Linked DNA regions of Mus musculus: region 2 is linked to region 1. A link is a contact called in ENCODE Hi-C or POLR2A ChIA-PET data. All regions are on one chromosome and are shown on one strand. Each heading gives the region's core, a stretch centred on a gene start or an enhancer-like site at or near the end of the contact. The rest is flanking DNA. Distances are from core to core; before and after follow the strand shown.

Region 1 (3,259 bases), core at 534-3,033:
AGACGGACTTAAGCTCCTTCAGGACAGTAAAACTAAAGGCCACAGTGGACCACAAAACACAAAAAAGACTTGGGAATGCCTCGCCAAAGCTAATAGACAAAGCCATTTTTCTGTCATCAGAAAATCTCTAATTTCTCCACTCCCTACATAGGCCTCTGTGTATTGCATGGCCTATATTGCTGCAGAGTCAACTCAGACTTGAGACCTATGAATTGTAATATCTAAATCCCAATAATTACAAATGACTCCTGTAAGAATCATATTTTGACAGATCTTGCTTTATCTTGTCCATTAGTTACAGCAATATAAGTAATGAAAAATCATGTTTACTGAACTAATGGAAACAGGTCCATCTGTAATCTCAAAATTCAGGAGGATCGCAAGTTCAAGGACAAGCTAGGCCATGCACATAGCAAGTTCCAGGCCTATATCCGTATGACCCTCTATCCAAAACTCCTAAAGGAGGGTGAAGGAAAGGAAGAAAAATAAGACCAAAAAAGGTGATGGGAAGAAACCCAAACTCTTACCAGGCACCACTGGGCTTCAGACAGACGTTGGCTCCCACTTTGCCTTATGTCCATTGCTGACAGAGTTCCCATTACATTCCCACAAGGCCATAGGAGACCAGCTTTCTTCTGATCAACGTAATTCCAAGCAGCTGGCCCAATACAGCCAGAAGGCAGAGTTCTCATGATGGCTCTGGTCCCAGTATACACAGACTTCTTAACTTCCCTGTCATTTTTACAAAACCTTCGGACTAACAACGTGGACCGCTCCTTTTTGCTTTTAAAAAAATCGTCTACGTCTTCACAATTGTCAGAGAAATCCTCCAGAGGGTTCAGAAAAGTCTTGGCAGCAGGACCGTGAGCAAAGCCGTCCTCGCAAAAGCCACCACCTGAGCAGACCTCATCGGCCTTTGAGCAGGAGCTTTCGAAGCACAGGTATTCATCGCGCAGCGAGGTACAGTGCTCACACTGGACTTGCCCATTCTTACTTCCACAGGTTCTTGTCAACTCCACCAGTTTGCAAGCATACGCCATGCAATTTTTATTTTGCTGCCCCCCAGGAAGAGTAACACAATTTGCACAGTCATCCAAAATCAGGTTTTCTGACAGGGTATGAAAAGCATCCGACATTGTCCTGTCAGCTTCATAATGGAAGTGAAATACCGCCGTGTTGCGGTCAGAGTGAGGTCCGCTGGACTCCATGATCCTAGGCTGACTTCCCGCAGGGCTCACGTCCATGGGAGAGTCCTCCATCTCCAGTTGAATTCCAGGGAGCACCTTCCTTTCCAGGGGAGAAGGAATTCCAGGCTGCAAACACGGGTCTTCTGTGACAGAGTCACGGGCTTCACAAAGCTGGCTCCGGGGAAACTGGTGCTGGTGGCTTTGCACTAAACTGTTGCCGTTCATCGCGTGGTTTTCCGGGGAGTCCGGTGCGTTTTCCTCCCAGCCCTCTTCGTTGGAATTCTCATCGCAGACTAGTTCCCCCCTCGCTATTGAGAAGACCTTGGACAAATCACTTCTAGACGACTCTTCCTTATGTTTGTTCCACTGTGAGATGGTAGGAGGGATGAGCGCACCCTGCCTGCCAGCACGTGCCCGAGGAATCCCCGCATCTGAGACCTTTACACTCCTCTCTTCTGCCACCGACTGGGCAGAAGCCACTTTCCTTTGAGTCACAGGGATGAGGACAGAAGCGGCCATTTCTTCCGACGTCATCTTGACCACTGTCGTTCATTCAGCTACTCTTCTGTGTTCCCTTCCCTGGCGATCATGTCCAGACAACAGATAATCTCAGATAATTCCAGTCTTTGTGCGAAGCAAGCTTGACAGTTCCTTTCATTCAGGTATATTAAGCGCCAAAGAAAACTTTCCAGTTGTAATTTCCTACAAGAACAGTTTGTTTTACACCAGTATTTCAAAACAGCAGGTCCGTTTTCTTCTTTTCTCTGTTGCCCGAAGCTAATTTTTAGAAGGATTTGGTTCGGGATCACATTCTGCGACTTGTGGCTTATTGTTAATGTGCAGGGATTTAAAAATCCAGTTTGAGTGTTTTCTGTGCCCTGTAAGAAAAGAGGTAATGTCAAACATTATGGCATTAAATCGGTTTTCAAAATCGAGTTGATAATTTTAAGTTAATGAAAACTATAGGTCAATTCTGAGGAGAGAGTTTTGCAATCAAAAGTTAGTCTGAATATTTTAAGCATGTATCATTTTGGCTTGACAATACAGAACTTCTGCTTCCAGCAAAAACGGAGTACAAAAATCAGATTTATCCTAGTGGATTAAATAAAACCCAAGCAAGAAAAAAAGAAAAAATACTAGTTTTTACACGATAAAGAGTAAAAACAAAATGTTGATATCTGAAGCAAAATAAAAATAAAGTGAGAACAGTGTAAATAAATACCTGAGCTCACTGCTTAGAGAGTTTTCAGGCCCAAATAGAACCCAATAGTGTGTGCATGTGTCTGTGTGTGTGTGTGTGTATGTATGTATGTATGTATGTATGTATGTATGTATGTGTGTGTATGTATGTGTGTGTGTGTGTGTGTGTGTGTGTGTGTGTGTGTGTGTATGTAAAAGGGAAAAAGCTAGAACTTCAGAATGGCCAAAGGCACTAGGGACATAAGACAGGAGTTGCAAAGGTAAGACAATATATTCTCATCTGAAACAATTCAAGCAAGGAAAGAATAGAGTAAGAAAAAAAACTATTAAGCAGAATTCAGTAGCAAAGAAATGTCTTCAACAAATGAAGATGAAGTAAGACCTTTTTCAGACATGCAGAGCCAAAATAATTCTAGCAGGGTTGAACTACAGAAAGTAATAAAGGAAGACCTTTGTGCAGAAGAAAAATTCTACCTATAAAGGAATAGAAGGCCTAAATGTGTTGAATATGTGTGGTTTTTTTTTCATTTTTTAAATCGCTTAGCAAGATAATTCATCATTTAAAGCAAAAATGGTGACTGTGTGTTGTAGGATTTCTTATAAACATTGAAGTGAATTGTCTGGGCGGAACAAAGGTCAAGAGCAGGGACCTGGAACAGTAATCCGACAAGGTTATTTCTATAGGAATCATTATGTGGTTGTTTAAAGGCAGACTAAAGGTGTACACTCTGATCACTTAGAAGAAAAGCACACAATTAAAATCATTAATAATTACAAAACCAAAAGGTAAACAAAGAAGATATGAGACCCAAAAAAAAAAAAAAAAGGAAAGAAATTAACAGTGGATTTAAATATTCCAAAATGCATCTCTA
Region 2 (3,248 bases), core at 213-2,712, 120 kb before region 1:
CTGACATTTGAAAGCCTCCCACTCAGCTAAGCACTACGCTTCTTATTTGCAAAAATTAAGGCATCTTAATCTTACCAAGGGAGGGTAACATTCCATCTTATAGCTGAGCAAAGTCAGAGAGCACCAGCTAATTGTCCAAATAGCCATAGGTAGTGAGAAGAACCTGAAATCTAAGCTAGATGTTGGTGGCTCCAAAGTCCGTGCTCTTAACCATTTCTCAGGATTTGGGCACCAGAATTTAACTTATCTGCAAACTCAAGATTATTCATTCCTCCTTCTGAACAGAAATGGTAACAAAGCAACTAGAAGGCATACTATGTGAATTCAACCTAGATAATATAAATGTGCTAGTCATGGGCAGAGACTATTTTATATTTAAATTATGCAGCCAGTGTGTTCATGATTATGCTTGATGATTTAAGCAAAGGCTTTTTACTGACAAAGCTAAATTCCACTTAAATAGAAAAAGAACGGCTATTAAGAAAAAGCGAAAAAAAAAGTGGCCGATGATATATTTGGGAACCTCAAGCTGGACGCACTCAGATCATCATATGGTTGTTGCATGGAGGAAGCTTGGGGCTCTACAGCTTCATGCTTAACATCATGTGCTTTGCTTGAGTTCTAGGTCAGACCACTATATTACTGTGGCTTCTTACTTACTCCATGGCCATAATACGAAATTCTGGGCCACCTTGCTGCTCCTCAGCCTGAGTTTGTAGTCCTTAGTCCTTCCTTTATCACAGTCTTTTCCTAAGAGGGCTCACCATAAGTTGTAACCATCACAGCTAAACAAATGGCTTACAAATATACAACTCTGATTTTGAACTTCTTACTGTGACCAAATCTGGACATTCCAGCCTCTCAGAGTTAAGGCAATCAAATTCCATCTAGATTTCATTTACAAAATAAATCCAACAGCTTCATTTTCTCAGACTCCAAGGCCCAGACGCATTTCTTATTTCTTCTTCTAGGTCCTGGGCCATGTTTGTGATTATCCATTAACCTCTAGTCTCAAGGGCTGGTCCTTTCTCTTCGGCGGCCTCAGCTTTCCCCTAACTTCCACCTGCATGAGTTTATATCAGCTGCTGATTGTTCTATGCTACAAAAGAATAAGGGAAATATTATAAATTCACTAGATCAAAGTGTAGTGGCTCAGAAAGGCCATTTGGTCCTGTGAGATGATGTCCCTGATGGCAACGCCAGGCAGGAGGAGGCTGGAGACCAGCCCAGTGGACTGTGTAAAGAAAACAACACCATTTATACAAGTCTGGGAGAGGCCTCACACTTCCTTCCTGGGGTCAGTTTTTTTCTGATTTGGTATAAAACAGCCATCGGACCTGAAAAGACAGCTGTTGGCTTTGTTCTTTGGGGCTCAAGCAGAACACACAAGAACAGTGTTGGCTCCTCCAGCTGGATGTGGACAGTCCGGGTTGCCAGCATCTGGTGTCTGTGAGTCCCTGCTGGCCAGCAGCCACTGCTCACTGTGCAAGCCAGGGCTGAAAGCCCAAGAGTCCTGGCACCTCTGATTGCTACAGATGCCTCCATCTACTGGAATCCTCCTAAGGTTCCATGTCAAGTAAAGAGTGCTCATGGGTATAGACTCTAAGACAGGATGGACCCAAGTTCAAATCCTGTTTGTCCACTTCCGAGTTCTTTAGCCCTATCATCAAGCTCTTTGGGTAGAGATGTTTATCTGGAAACTTCTTGTGGCTCCTCGCTTAGAGTGCAAAATATCACCAGGAGAATGGTACATGTCAACATTCTTGAGCTCTTCACATCTACCGATGTATCTTGTGTGTGTGTATGTAGGGTGGAATACACACTGCCCAAGGGTTCAAAGACCTGGAGACCTCCATGGGTTCAATGGAAAGGTTCTGGAAGGGTCATGACAGTTATGACAGTTATATCAGGGATTCTTCTCAGCCAGCTTAGACTTTCCACGGCTGTCATAGTTAGAGTTTTACTGCTGTGAACAGACACCACGACCAAGGCAATCCTTATAAGAACAGCATTTAATTGGGGCTGGCTTACAGGTTCAAAGTTCAGTCCAGTATCATCAAGGCGGGAACATGGCAGCATTCCAGTAGGCATGGTGCAGGAGGAGTGGAGAGGTCTACATCTTCACCTGAAGGCTGCTAGCCTTTAAGAGAAGATTGGCTTCCAGGTAGCTAGGATGAGGTCTTAAAGCACACCCACCCACAGTGACACACCTACTCCAACAGGGGCACACCTACTCCAACAAGGCCACACCTCCAAATAGTGCCACTCCCTGGGCCAAGCATATGCAAACCATGACATTCCACTCCCTGGCCCCCATAGGCTTGTTCAAACATATGAGTCTATGGGAACCATACCTAAACATAACATAATTAAAAATACATTTTGTTCAACTTTAAAAGTCCCCATAGTCTATAGCAGTCTCAACAATGTTAAAAGTCCAAAGGTCAAAGTCTCTTCTGAGATTCATTCAATCACTTAACCGTAATCCTCAAAGCAAGACAGGAAACCAGCTGGTCAAACTCCAAACTCTGCATCCCAATGTCTAATGTCAAAGTGGTTTTCAGATCTCCAACTCCTTTGTCATCTTTGTTGATGCAACAAACTTCTTTCCCCTGGGCTGGTTCCACTGCCTGTTAGCAGCTTTCCTCAGCAGATAGTCCATGGCTCTGGCATCTTGAACATCGTGGTGTCTCCAAGGCAATTTCAGTGTTACAGCTTCTTGTTTCAATGTCTGGGATGCACAAATGATCTGGGCTCCTCCAAAGGGTTGATATCAGTTCTGTAGCTCTGCCCTCTGCTCTGAGCTCGGGTTGATCCACTGGTGCTGCTGTTCTTGATCACCCAATGGTACTGGCATCTCAAATACAATGGGGTTTCCATGACAACTAGGCTTCATCAATAGCCTCTCATTGGCTCTCTTCATGGAGCCAAGCCTCAACTCCTTTGCATGACTCCTTCAGCCCTGGGCCATCAACTACAACTGAGGCTGCACCTTCACCAGTGGACTTCCATGCCAAGCCTGAGATGTTCTTCATGACTTCTTCATGCCTTCAAAACCAGTACCACCTGGGTGACTCTAACACATTACCAAGTATAGCTGCAGCATAAGGTATAATTTTGGCTATCTCTGGAACTAGCTTCTTTGTACTCTCAGAAAACACTTCCCAGAAGATTTTACCTCAGTGATGCTGGTTTCTTCTTTTCCACTAATTTCTTAGCTCCAGTTAATCAGTATAATTGTCCCAGCA

The links. A loop is a pair of places that touch in the nucleus more often than their neighbours do. ChIA-PET counts read pairs that join two places held with the same protein, here RNA polymerase II (POLR2A).
Region 2: a loop to region 1 is called in a map of T-helper 17 cell, with 1.9 times the contacts of the local background. The contact joins the enhancer-like site here to the promoter of Plce1 in region 1. A Hi-C loop is called at or near these places in 1 of 37 maps with a recorded cell type or tissue (T-helper 17 cell). POLR2A ChIA-PET finds 5 or more read pairs at or near these places in 1 of 5 experiments (Patski).

Annotation. Positions count from the first base shown.
Region 1 is chr19:38,522,721-38,525,979 of GRCm38, reverse strand. It overlaps Plce1 (phospholipase C, epsilon 1), which reads right to left and starts at 1,783. Exons shown (of 32, transcript NM_019588.2): 1 at 528-1,783. The coding sequence starts at 1,721.
Region 2 is chr19:38,638,119-38,641,366 of GRCm38, reverse strand. All of the region lies in intron 2 of Plce1 (phospholipase C, epsilon 1), which reads right to left. Among named protein-coding and RNA genes, the nearest start is that of Plce1, 120 kb to the right of the region's middle. Within about 2 kb of position 1,462, at least 1 of the 3 ENCODE cell types and tissues checked has a DNase peak (open chromatin) inside an H3K27ac peak, as active enhancers do.